Regions from separate parts of the Homo sapiens genome. Here region 2 is linked to region 1. A link is a contact called in ENCODE Hi-C or POLR2A ChIA-PET data. All regions are on one chromosome and are shown on one strand. The core of a region is the stretch at or near the end of the contact, and the rest is flanking DNA. Distances in the headings are between cores, read along the strand shown. Region 1 has its middle 39 kb from the start of MORN3. Region 2 overlaps TMEM120B (transmembrane protein 120B).

The links. A loop is a pair of places that touch in the nucleus more often than their neighbours do. ChIA-PET counts read pairs that join two places held with the same protein, here RNA polymerase II (POLR2A).
Region 2: a map of dorsolateral prefrontal cortex shows a loop between it and region 1 (2.5-fold over the local background). The contact joins two enhancer-like sites. A Hi-C loop is called at or near these places in 1 of 168 maps with a recorded cell type or tissue (dorsolateral prefrontal cortex). POLR2A ChIA-PET finds 5 or more read pairs at or near these places in 3 of 52 experiments (MCF 10A, activated T-cell and naive thymus-derived CD8-positive, alpha-beta T cell).

The regions. Positions count from the first base shown.
Region 1 is chr12:121,627,301-121,633,882 of GRCh38, forward strand. It overlaps the pseudogene ORAI1. Among named protein-coding and RNA genes, the nearest start is that of MORN3, 39 kb to the right of the region's middle. RefSeq lists enhancers at 1,130-1,189, 5,259-6,139. Within about 2 kb of position 2,716, at least 2 of the 41 ENCODE cell types and tissues checked have a DNase peak (open chromatin) inside an H3K27ac peak, as active enhancers do.
Region 2 is chr12:121,749,975-121,756,556 of GRCh38, forward strand. TMEM120B (transmembrane protein 120B) reads left to right here. Exons shown (of 12, transcript NM_001080825.2): 4 at 406-465; 5 at 2,154-2,249. Among named protein-coding and RNA genes, the nearest start is that of RHOF, 40 kb to the right of the region's middle. Within about 2 kb of position 4,102, at least 14 of the 41 ENCODE cell types and tissues checked have a DNase peak (open chromatin) inside an H3K27ac peak, as active enhancers do.

The DNA.
Region 1 (6,582 bases), core at 1,466-3,965:
CATGCCTGCCCCAGCAAGAGTGGTAGATGCATCCCGAAGTTAGCTCTGTAAGAAGCCCGCCCCATGTGCGTTCAGGAGCGAAAGGAGGGACTCAGAAGCTCTAACCCAGCTGGGGGCGTCAGGAGGTGGGGACAAGGAGAAAGACCTTGCGCTGTCTTGTGCCCCGGCACCCGAGGCCGGAAGTTGTTAGCCGTGTTCTTTTATCAGCTCCTAGAGGGGATTTCCTGACACCCCTTTTCCACCGCATTTTCCGAGAGCCTCAGCCTGGGGGTTTGACAACCAGTCCCCCTCAGTTTTTTCTCCAGAAACTTGCCACTGAGTCACTGCGTGTGAGGGAGGAGGGAGGGACATGTTCCCGTTGAATGGGCTCTTTATTTTTTATTTGTTCCAAGACGGAGTCTCGCTCTGTCGCCCAGGCTGGAGTGCAGTGGTGCAATCTCGGCTCACTGAAATTTCCACCTCCTGAGTTCAAGCGATTCTCATGCCTCAGCCTCCCGAGTAGCTGGGATTACAGGCTCGCGCCACCACGCCCGGCTAATTTTTGTGTTCTTAGTAGAGACGGGGTTTCACCCTGTTGGCCAGGCTGATCTTTAACTCTCGACCTCGTGATCTGCCAAATCTCGGCCTCCCAAAGTGCTGGGATTACAGGCGTGAGCTACCACACCCGGCCCAATGGGCTCTTTCTTGATCTAGGGCATAGGCATGCTTTCCTTTCCCCACCATCCCAAAGAGCTGGAGTGCAAAGCCTCTGAGGTGTGGGGTGGGTGAGGCTGCGGATGGGCCTGAGAAGTGGCTCTGGGGATACCCTCAGGCTTGGCATATTGAAGTTTCTCCGTTGCAGGGGACTACATAATAACTACATTATTACCACTCGGTGATATCAGCCTGCCATGAATGGACTCTGCTCCCCGCCCCTCAGTTCTGTAGACCAGAGCACTCCTGCCCCCGCCACCAGTGAGCTAAGCCCTTGGCCTTGAGGGAGGGAGTGGCTGCACCCTTCGTGTTTTCTTGGGAAGGGAGTGTGTCTGAAACTCTCCCTGCTTTGCCTTGCAGCAGAGCCTGAATTTTTTAAGGCCCAGAGCACGCTGGGCCACAGTGGAAAGGCCGGGAGATGGGGAGTGGGAAGCAGCCTTCCCTGCTCAGTTACTTGCTGCCTGTGTGACCTCAAGCAACTCACTCTCCCTGTCCGGGCCTCAATTCCTGAATTGATCAAAGAAGGCTGCTACTCAAAAGTTTCTCTGACTTTGAGAATAAAATTGAGGGAGCCCCTGAAAGGAGATCAGGGAGTGTGTTTGCATAAACAGACGGCACTCTCATTTTTAGTTTAGACAGGACGGACTTCTGCTCTGTTAATTTCAAATCCTAAGAGACCAGGTTCTGCCTGCTGCCTGAAGAATCTCTAAAAGCAGCTGGCATTTACTGAACACTCACTCAGTGCTAGGTGCCTTAACTCCTGGGCTTACTCAACAACCCTCTGTGGTGATTTTGTCAAAGGGCTCTCCCAAGACCGCACAGCCAGTCTGGTGGAGCGGGATTTGAACCCAGCTCTGCTGGTGTTCAGAACTTGCTCAGGCACTTGTACCCATTGCGGTGTATAGGAACTCTGATTGATGTCCAGCCAGGGATGTGTTAGGACACTAGGAAATGAGAAATAGGGCAAAAGAGTTTCTTTTTTTTTTTTTTTTTTTTTGAGACGGAGTCTTGCTCTGTCACCCAGGCTGGAGTGCAGTGGTGCGATCTTGGCTCACTGCAAGCTCTGACTCCTGGGTTCACGCCATTCTGCTGCCTCAGCCTCTGGAGTAGCTGGGACTACAGGCGCCCACAACCACGCCTGGCTAATTTTTTTTGTATTTTTTTAGTAGAGACGGGGTTTCACCGTGTTAGCGAGGATCGTCTCGATCTCCTGACCTCATGATCCACCCGCCTCGGCCTCCCAAAGTGCTGGGATTAGAGGCGTGAGCCACCGGCGCCCGGCCGCAAAAGAGTTTCTTTTAAGCCAAAGAAAGTTTTATAATTGGTGGTGGGGAGGGAGCTACCAGTTGTCAGCTTTTCCCTGCAGCGCTTGGTATTTAAGATAATGGTTCCCCCTTTTCTTGTGGTCATGAGTTTATAGCTGCCCCAGGCTCCTTCTCACTCCTGAGGGGTGAGATCCAGATGAATGACACTTTCCTGCCTTCTCAAGTCCCTTCTTCCTTTCGAAGACAGGCCTCATGGTCAAATGTCACCTCCTTCTCTTGCTAAAAACAGTGTGGGGAAGTCAGGAGACTGGGGCAGCCAGTGGCATGGAGTGGGCCTTGGCCCACCCAGTCTGTCTCTTGGGGACTTTTATTTTCCCCCACCTGGGTGGAGAAGGCTTCCTGGCACTACTGATGGAATCCCCAAAGTTCTGCAGGCAGGGAAGGACCGAACCCCATGATACTCTCCATTCTGCAGTTACAAGAAGGTAACTGCATGTGCCATGAAGTTGGAAATCTATAGGAGGGATGGGATTGGGTGCAGGGTCTGACCATGCCCCACTCCCACTTAGACACCCAGCCTGTAAGTGAGCTTGGGAGAGGAGAGGGTGCCAGCAGCCCCAACGCCATGGTAACAGAGTGACAAGTTTCCTGGATTACTCTCCCTTGGCTTATGAGTCAGCACAACCAACTTCCTGCCCCCAGAGGGCTTCCTTCCCAGAGACCTGGAAAGTCAGAGGAGCTGACTTGACCTTTGATTGCCAAGGGATGGGGTCAACCAGGTGAGATTGAGGGAGGGTCTCCCACAAATCCTGGAGGGGATTGAGAGGTTCCCCACTTCATGGGTAGAACAGCCTGGCCAGGTGGCCGGGAAGTGTTGGGGATGGCTGGTGGGTGACCTCAGGCAAGAGGCTTTACTTCTTTGAAGCCAGTTTTCTTTTCTTTTCTTTTCTTTTTTTTTGAGACGGAGTTTCCTCTTTGTTGCCCAGGCTGGAGTGCAGTAGCACAATCTCAGCTCACTGCAACCTCCACCTCCCAGGTTCAAGCGATTCTCCTGCCTCAGCCTCCCGAATAGCTGGGATTACAGGCACACACCACCTCACCTGGCTAATTTTTGTATTTTTAGTAGAGACGGGGTTTCACCATGTTGGCCAGGGTGGTCTCAAACTCCTGATCTCAGGTGATCCACCCGCCTCGGCCTCCCAAAGTGCTGGGATTACAGGTGTGAGCCACCATGCCTGGCTGAAGCCAGTTTTTTAATGTGTATGGAGATGGCAGGTATCCTGCTCTCCCATGGACTCATATGAAGGTTCATTATGAGGCCAGACTGGGCCCATGAAACACAGGAATTTTCAGGGTCTGATGATGCACACCTTGCCCGGACCCTCTCTGATCTGCAGATGAGATTCTTGCTCCACACGGCAGTTCTAGGAACAGCAGGCCTCAGGCGCACCATCCTCCAAACTCTAATGAGAGATACAAAGCAAGGGGGCCTGGATATAGCATAGGATCAGCATCCCGTAGAGCTCCTTAAGCCCAGAGTACTCTTGTGGGCTTTGATTCAGGTCCTCTGTGCCTCAGTTTATACTTCATTGAGAGGCAGCCAGCCTCAGCCTGACCCCGTCCCCTGCAGGACTGGCGAGCATATGTGGTGATCTTGTCTGCTGGGGAAGGCAGGCTGTAACATTAGCCTGAGCTGAAGATAATTGGGAAGGTCAGTCTGCTGCCGTAAACAAAATGCTTTCCATGACCTGGGATCAATTATTTTTGGATTATCTGCCTCCTCAGTTCTCTGCCCGCCAGCACCCTTTTGTTCCCAAGTTCTAGAGCTGGTTCAGAAGTTTCCTGTAATTTCTATGAAAATGAGTTGGAAGGAACGACTCAAGTCATAAGACACTGAGCCTCTGTGACGTGTTCAGAGTTCAGGGACCATGTAAATGAGCAAGAAATTGCTATTACTATTCCTAGTACTGATCACTGATAGTAATTATTATTGCTGTTGTTGATTGGGCTCTTGCAATAGGCTAGATGGTGCCCCACGTAGCATCTTGTGTGATCCTCCTATAAACCAGGTGAGTATAGGTGATGGTCATTGAGAGGAAAGACTTGCGCATGGTCACCTGGCTGGGAAGCTGCAGAGCCCTGTGGCTGTGGTGTAGCGCCATTGCTGTGGGAGAGAAAGCATCAGAGAGTGTAGGGGAACAGAGCTGAGAAGCTCAAGCAGGGTAAGGTCAGAACAGACACTTGAGCAAGACAACTTGGTTCAAATCCCAGCTCTACCTCTTATAAGGGCAAGACCTTAGGCAAGTCATTTAACCTTTCTGGGCCTCAGTTTCTTCATCTTTAAAATGGAGTACGGCCGGGCGCATTGGCTCACGCTTGTAATCCCAGCACTTTGGGAGGCCGAAGTGGGCGAATCACCTGAGGTCAGGAGTTCAAGACCAGCCTGGCCAACATGGTGAAACCCCATCTCTACTAAAAATACAAAAATTAGCCGGGTGTAGTTGTGCATACCTGTAATTCCAGCTACTCGGGAGGCTGAGGCAGAAGAATTGCTTGAACCTGGGAGGCGGAGGTTGCAATGAGCAGAGGTTGCACCACTGCACTCCAGCCTGGGCAACAGAGTGAGACTCCATCTCAAAAAAAAAAAAAAAAAAAATTTTTGCAGAGCACTTACAGTATCTGACCCGAGTATCCCAGAAACTTGCTTACCCTTTTTTCCATTGTGTTAGGGCTGCTAAGGGTTAACTGAGAAGAATCTGGTTCTTGCCGAGCCTTGAGTGTGGTGGAGTTAGGACTTGAGAAAGCCTTCAAGTCAAAGGAAATGGCAGGAACAGTTAAAGAAGAGAAATTACAGGGCCTAGGGGAAAGGTACAGGGGCTGTGGTTGGGGTTGAGGGTCTTCAGGAAGTAGTAGAGAACGGTGAATTTAGCCAGGCAAGATGATGGAGGGCCTTGATTGGGTGGGAAATTTGAACTCTTGGATAGGCAACAGGGAGCCATTGAAGGTTTTAGACAGGAGTTACATGATGAATTCTATGATGACGGTGGTGGTGGTTGTGATTACTGTTTACTGAAACCCTGTTGTGCCAGGCATGAGCCTGAACGCTTTTCTTTCATTCTTACTGAATCCTCACCATAGCTCTTAAAAGTATGTACTGTAAACAGGAAAACTAAGGCTCCTAGAAGTTAAGATTCTCCAGCTAGTAGAATTCCAGCTCTGGTCTTTCTGGCTGGGAGCCAGTTGAAGAGAAAGTCTGGGTCTGTGTCCCGCTGACCCTGTATGCAAATTCAGCCTATTCATGGCTTGTAACAAATTTACTAAGTTGCAACCAACACATTTTGTTGTTTCTTTCTTTTGATAACTTTGGTACCAAGCTCCTGGTCCTTTTTAGAATGAGATAAGGGTGAAATGAAACAAAGTCGCAGCACGCATTGCATCTTGCAAGACCTTACTGATGTGCTGTAAGGCTAAATGTTGATTGGTTAAACTTTTGTTTCTGTTATAAACGCGTGTGTGTCTATTTATAGAAACATTTGGAGTCCTGGACTGTCATGGTCAAGACTTTGTAAACCACTGCACACTAGGCCTCAATACCCTCTTAAGAGATGGTTTGCATTTGAGGTGGGGCCGGCAGGCTCAGACAGCTCCGGGTGACCCTGCATGGTTGCGGCCTAGAGGGCCTCATGTTCCAGGCTGCAGCCACCCACCCTCCTAAAAGGGTGGACAAGAAAAGAACTAGGCCAGGGGAAGGAAGGCTGTGGGACCTGAGGTCAGGCCCAGCATGGGAGGGCTGCCTCAGAGGGCCTGGACTTGCAGGCGCCAGGTGCCCAGGGTCTCCATGGAGCCCAGCAGGAGCCAGGAGAGATAGCTGGCAATCAGGCGAGGTGGGCTGACGGCTGGTATGGTCCGTCAGGGCCAGCCAGGCCTTGCCCTTCGCAGAATTATGTAACCCTCTTCTTGGCCCTTGCTAAGGTTTGGCATCTCTAGCCAAAACCCTATTGGGGGGATCCATGGACCAGTGTGAGGTGGAGCTGGTGGTCTTTTGCCTTTCCTATCCCTTATAGGGCTTGCCTCGCCAGGTTCAGGCGGCCAGTGGCTGGCGGGGGGCTGTTTATTTTGGGCTGACGGGCTATATTTACCTTGTGAAGCTGCGTGCGATCTGATCTGATCCAATCTTGCTGGGGCTCAGCTGGGGCTCTGGCAGTCAGCTGCCAGATCTGTAGGGCCCCTGGCCCTCCCCCTGCCACCCAAGGGGAGATTTCCAGAGCAGGAAGTATCCTGGAAAAAGTGGTGGCATTTATTCCTGTGACTTTTTCATCAAGCTCCATGACACATGCCAACCGTTCCTTTCTTCTCACTTTTTTTTTTCCCAGTTGCAAGATTTTATTAAAATTTTTTTTGTTTGTTTCTTAGAACTTTATTTATTTATTTATTTATTTATTTATTTATTTATTGATCATTCTTGGGTGTTTCTCGCAGAGGGGGATTTGGCAGGGTCATGGGACAATAGTGGAGGGAAGGTCAGCAGATAAACAAGTGAACAAAGGTCTCTGGTTTTCCTAGGCAGAGGACCCTGCGGCCTTCCGCAGTGTTTGTGTCCCTGGGTACTTGAGATTAGGGAGTG
Region 2 (6,582 bases), core at 2,852-5,351, 120 kb after region 1:
AGAGTGAGACCCTGTCTCTAAAAATAATAACAATGATAATAATAATAATAATGAAAAATAAAGAAAATTCTTTAAAAATTGACCTAGAGGTTGTACCTTTGCCTCCACCTCATTGGCTATGCTTAGTCACCTGCTCACATCTGGCTGCAAGGCAGGCTTAGAAATACGGTCTCTAGGGTAGCATGGAGGAGAAATCGACTCCTCACACTGTCCTGTCACAGGTTAATGTCCTTTGGTTAGTTGTCATTCTCACTCGATGTGGGGGCCCATTTGCCCGCTGAGCTTAGGCCCCCTATCTTCTAACATCAGTGCTTGGGATGTGCTCATTAAGTGTGTTGAGTTTGAATGTTGTTGATTCGCACCCACCTGCTAAGGATCATGCCCCTCACAGGTGTTTCCTTCCAGGCTCTACTTGAACCTGGTCCTCGGCAATGTGAACGTGACCCTCCTCAGCAACCAGGCCAAGTAAGTGTCCCCCACCCACCACCCAGACCCACACCTCACACCGCCCCCACACCCACACCCACACCCCAAACCCCACACTGAGAACCCACACCCCACATCCACACCCACACCAACACCCCACACCTCAAACCCACACCCACACTCCACACCAACACCCCACCCACACCAACACCAACACCAACACCACACCCACACCCCACACTGCGAACCCACACCCACACCCACACCCACACCCCACACCACACACTCAAAACCCACACCCCATGCCAACACCCCACCCACACCCTACACCCACACCCCATACTCACACCCCACACTCCACACTCACACTCCACACCTTACAGCCACACCTACACCCCACACCCCATACACAACACCCCACACCAACACCACACACCACACTCCACACCCCATACCCACACCCCACACCCACACCACACACCACACCCCACATCCCACACCCACACCCCACACCCCACACCCACACCTCACCCCACACCCCACACTAACACCCCACACCCACACCACACACCCCACACCCACACCCCACACCCCACACCCCATATTCACACCCCACACCCAACACCCACACCCCAAACTGACACCCACTCTCTACACCCATATCACACTCCACACTCACACCCCACACCTACACCCCACACCCACACCCCAAACCCAAACCCACACCCCACACCTTACACCCATACCTATACCCCAAACCCACACCCCACACCTAACACCCCATACCCCACACCCACACCTATACTCACACCCCACACCCAACACCCCACACCCCCATTCACACCCCACACCTAATACCCAACACCCCACACCCCACACCGACACCTATACCCACACCCCACACCCACACCCCATACCCCACACCCACACCACACACCCCACACCCACACCCCACCCCACACCCACACCCCACCCCACACCCCATATTCACATCCCACCCCACTCTCACCCCACACCCTATCCTACACCCCAACCCACACCCCGTCTCACGCTTTTCACCTGGCTCAGAGGCCTCCGGCATTCTGTTCCTTCAGCTCAGGGAAGTTGCATCTAAGCTAGAATTTTTGCATAAATAAAAACCTGGTCACAGGTGAGGCGCTGGCTTTTGGAGTTTCTGACACTCTCCTCCTCTGTAGGTAGAGCACCTGGGAGAGGGTTGGTTCCTTGGTTCCTTCCCTTCCTTCCCTCCCTCCCCTCCCTCCCCTCCCTCCCTTCCTCCAAGTCAGTATGTTGGGTGGACAGGACTTCCCATTTCGCACAAGAAATGGCCCTGCTCTGTTTCACGCCCTATCACACACATAGGGAGATGGGCAGTCCAGTCTACTCTGAGTCTACCCCATTTCCAGACAGCCGCAAACCCTGGCCTTTCAGCAGCAGCAGTTGGTTGAGGGAAGAGGCCCTGTCTCTGCCCCCTGCCTGTCCCCAGCATGGGCCCAGAGCCCCAGACCAGAGTCCAGGGACATGGGCCTTCTGCATACTTGGCCCTCTTCCCCTCATTGGTCACCACTAACCCGTCAAGGCCAGGTCTTTCCTTTAGTGGAATGGGAAGGTCCTTATGGGCCATGGCAGTGGCTGAAGGACAAGGGTCTGATGGGGCTGAGGGCCATGCCCAGGTGCTGGAATAGTCATGGTAAGGGGCACACCCCTGGGCGTGTCTGTCGTGGCAGGTTCGCCTACAAGGACGAATATGAGAAGTTCAAGCTCTACCTGACCATCATCCTGCTCCTGGGTGCCGTGGCATGTCGATTTGTCCTTCACTACAGGTAGTGGGTGTGGCCGTGTGTGCCTGGGCCTGGGCATGCAGACGTCAGGTGGGGGCCGGGAGAGAGGGATCCAGGGGACCCGGAGCCTCTCCTGCTTCTGTGTTGTTTGGCATGATGAGGTGTAGGGGAGAGAGGGGCCATTTCTCATGGGAAATGCCAGTCCTGTCTGCCCCACCTCCATCCAACAAGTATCTGTTAAACGGCTGCTGGAAAGGCCTTGTACTGTACTAGTTAAGAAGGAGTTCATTACCTGGCGCGGTGGCTCACGCCTGTAATCCCAGTACTTTGGGAGGCCGAGGCAGGCAGATCATTTGAGGTCAGGAGTTCAAGACCAGCCTGGCCAACATGGTGAAACCCTGTCTCTACTAAAAATGCAAAAATTAGCCAGGCATGGTGGAGTATGTCTTTAGTCCCAGCTACTCGGAAGGGTGAGACAGGAGAATCGCTTGAACCCAGGAGGCAGAGGTTGCAGTGAGTTGAGATCGCTGCACTCCAGCCTGGGTGACAGAGTCTTGCTCTGTCACCCCAAAAAAAAGGAGTTCACTGTGGTCTATCTGTACAGTGGCATATCATTCAGCTATGAAGAGAAATGAAAAGTTGGGCGTGGTGGCTCACACCTGTAATCCCAGTACAGTACTTTGGGAGGCAGGAGGACTACTCGAGGTCAGGAGTTTGAGCCTATCCTGGGTAACACAGCAAGACCCCCATCTCTACAAAGATAAAAAATAAAATTATTTAGCTGGGTGCAGTGGCTCACACCTGTAATCTCAGCACTTTGGGAGGCTGAGATGGGAGGACTGTTTGAGTCCAGGAGTTTGAGGCTGCAGTGAGCCATGATCACACCACTGCACTTTAGCCTTGGGGACAGAGGGAGACCTGGTCTGAACAAAAGGGAGAGAGAAATGAAGTACTGTCACCAGTACGGAGCCAGGCTGCAGCATGGATGAACCTTGAAAATGTGATGCTGAGTTAAAGAACCAGTCACAAAAAGATACACAGTAGGATTCCATTGCTGAGAACTGCCCAGAACAGGCAAATCTATAGAGACGGGGAGTAGGTGAGTGGTGGCCAGGGGCTGCGGGAGGCAGGAAGGAGGGCATGACTGCTACTGGGTACAAGGTTTTTTTTTAGAGTAATAAGAATGTTCTCCCAGCCTGGGCAACATGGTCAAACCCTGTCTCTACTGAAAATACAAAAATTAGCCAGGCGTGGTGGTGGGTGCCTGTAATCCCAGCTACCCAAGAGGTTGAGGCAGGAGAATCACTTGAACCTGGGAGGCAGAGGTTGCAATGAGCCAAGATTGTGCCACTGCACTCCAGCCTGGACAACAGAGCGAGACCTTGTCTCAAAAACAAACAAAAAAAAAAAGAATGTTCTGGAGTTAGGTAATGGTTGTACAACTCTGAATATACTAAAAATCACTAAATTATATACTTTAAAAGAACAAGTTTTATGGTATGTGAATTATATCCCAATTATATTTAAAAAAAAAAAGAGAAAAAGAGAAAAGAAAATGGTTTTGAGACCAACTGGCTGTTACTATGGGCAGGTTCCCTCTGGGAGCCTCAGTCTCCCCATCTGTAAAACAAGGGTGACGGCAGTCCCTGCCTCACAGGGCTGTGACAATTCAGGGAGCTGGCACCGTGTGTGGAAGCTCCACCCTGGCTGGCACGTGGAGGCGCTGCTGGGGGTGCTCCCCAGCTGCTGGTACCGTCCAAGTGCAGCACAGCCATGCCGTGAGGCTGTGGGCTGCTGCTGCCCTGCCTGGGCTGCTGTTCCTTTCTCTGGCCCTGGGTTCTCTGTCCCCAGGGGAAGCGGTCAAGTACGGTTTGGGCATTTGGCCTATGTGCCAAGCGTTTATTGCCTGGCAGGCACTTGGCTGGGCATCCGGCTGCTGGTCTGGCCACTTGAATGCCCAAACAAAGGCTCTTTCAGGCCCTGGGCCCGTGCTCGCCTGCTGCCCAGAGCCTGGCCTGTTTCCACGAGGGCAAAGGCTGCACACATCTGTACTACTCCTCATGTGCCTCCCTCAAAGAGGGTAAAAGTTGTCAATGTGCAGCCACAGTCCCTTGCACAGGGACCTCCAGGGCCCTCCGAAGGCAAACCCTTGCTGTCCTGAGGCCCAAGGTTCCCCGAGGGCCTGGGCGTCTCTTTTTCTCCTACCTGCTTCTGTGTTCATCTCCTAGGGCCACTGTAACTAAGTACCATAGACTGGGGGCTTAAAACGACAGACACATTTTCCCACAGTTCTGGAAGCCGGCGGTCTGAAAGCAGGGCGTGGCAGGGCCATGCCGCTCCACAGGCTTCGGGGAGGGAGGACCCTTCCTCGCCTCTCCAGCTTCTGGGAATTGCCAGCAAGCCCGTATTGCCTGGCTTAAAGCTGTGTTTCACTCGCCTCTGTCTCTGTCACCACGCCACACGGCCTCCTTCCCTAGTGTAAGGACACTAGACACTGGATTTAGAGCCCACCCTAACACAGTATGACCTCATTTGAACTAATTCCATCTACAAAGACCCTGTTTCCAAATAAGGTCACATTCTGAGGTCCCAGTGGACGTGAATTTTGGAAGGATGCTATTCAACCCAGTACACCTTCTATAGGCTAAAAACGGGGCAGAGGAGGGGGATTGGACGGGCCGTTCATCTCTGTGCCGGTGCCCCCGGGAAGCCTGCCCTGCTGTTTAACCTTAGGCAAATGACGAACCTCTCCCAGCCTCAGTTTCTTGACAGATACAGTGAGCGTGACAGGAGCTACTTGGCAGGGCAGCTTGGAGGGCAGGAGAAGCTGTGTCTGGAGACTGGTTAGACTGGTGCCTGTTTAAATATTAGCACCGGTTAGCATCACCGTTGTTTTGGGCTAAGACTGGGCATACGGGAAAAAGGCTCACAGCTTCATAGCTAGTGCGTCCACAGAGCAGGATTCTCTTTTCTTCCTCTTGCCCCTCTTGGGATGGTTTCCTGGCTAGGCTCCCCACCCGGAGGCCCTTCTTGGTACCACTAAGCCTGCAGCTGGGCATGGCCAGCATCCTCTAGGGTTCTGGGTCCAGCTCTGCCACTCACGGGCTTTGTGACCTGAAGTGGATCCCTGGGCCTCTCTGTCTGTCTCCTCACCTTTTCCACAGGCTCCAGGACATCTACTCCACCAGTACTCCTTGGGCGTTTGGAGGCTTTGGTGAGGCAGCAGGAGAGTTGGAAGCCTCCTTCTGCTGCCTTCAGGCCAAGAGGCTGTGCCTGGTTAGGACTGTCCTCTATCAGGTTTGAACCAGGCTAGGAAAGAGGTAGTCAGAGTTAATTTTGGCTCGAGTGGGCTTGGGTTTGGACCTCACTCCAGTGCTTGCCGTCTGTGTGATCTGTAAAATGGGAAGTGGTACTGTCTTAGTGTGGGTTGGCCCAGAAGAGACCCCCAAGACAAGCATTTTAGTGCCAGTAGTTTATTTAGGAGGTGATCCCAGGAGACACTGGTAGTGGAATGGGAAGTGAGGCAAGAAAGCATTATCCTGTGGGTAGTTGGAGCTCAATACTGCTAGGGAATGAGGGGACAGCGTAGAACATGCCTCAGAGTTATCCCACCTGAGGGTGAGGGAGCTGGGGTATTTATCCACCATTTGCTATCAGTTGGGGCAGTTGAGGACTGACCCCAGAGGGTGTTAATTGCTCCACCCTTCTGATCTGCACCTTGCACCAGCAGAGTAGATGCTGGTGGCTTGATAAAGCCCCCCAGGAACACCCAGAGTGGCGGGTTCTGGTAGTTGGAAGTCATGCCGACAGGGATGTGGTAAGTGCACCTGCTTTAGGAACCAGTTCTGTAGTGTCCAAGAATCCAGAGCGATCATCTATGCAAAATGCCTGCAAGGTTATAAGTTCCCAATAATTAGTCTCTGCCTAGTGCTGAATAATGATCCCCAAAGATGTTCATGTCCTGGTCTCCAGAGCCCGTGAATAAGTTACCTTACAGAAGGGACTCTGCAGATGTGATTAAGACTCTTGAGATGGGCCGGGTGTGGTGGTTCATGCCTGTAATCCCAGCACTTTGGAAGGCTGAGGTTGGAGGATCGCTTGAGCCCAGGAGTTCAAAACCAGCCTGGGCAACATGGCGAAACCCCCTCTCTACAAAAAATACAAAAATTAGTCGGGCCTGATGGCATGCATCTGTAATCCCAGCTACTCGGGAGGCCAAGGCAGGAGAATTACTTGAACAAAAGAGCAAAACTCTGTCTCTAGATGGAGTCTTGCTATGACCAGTCCTAGCTGGTCTCAAACTCCTAAAGTCTTTGTCCTTGACCCCAACAGGGAAGGTCCCATGTACCTCCCAGTGTCACACAGACTTATCCAG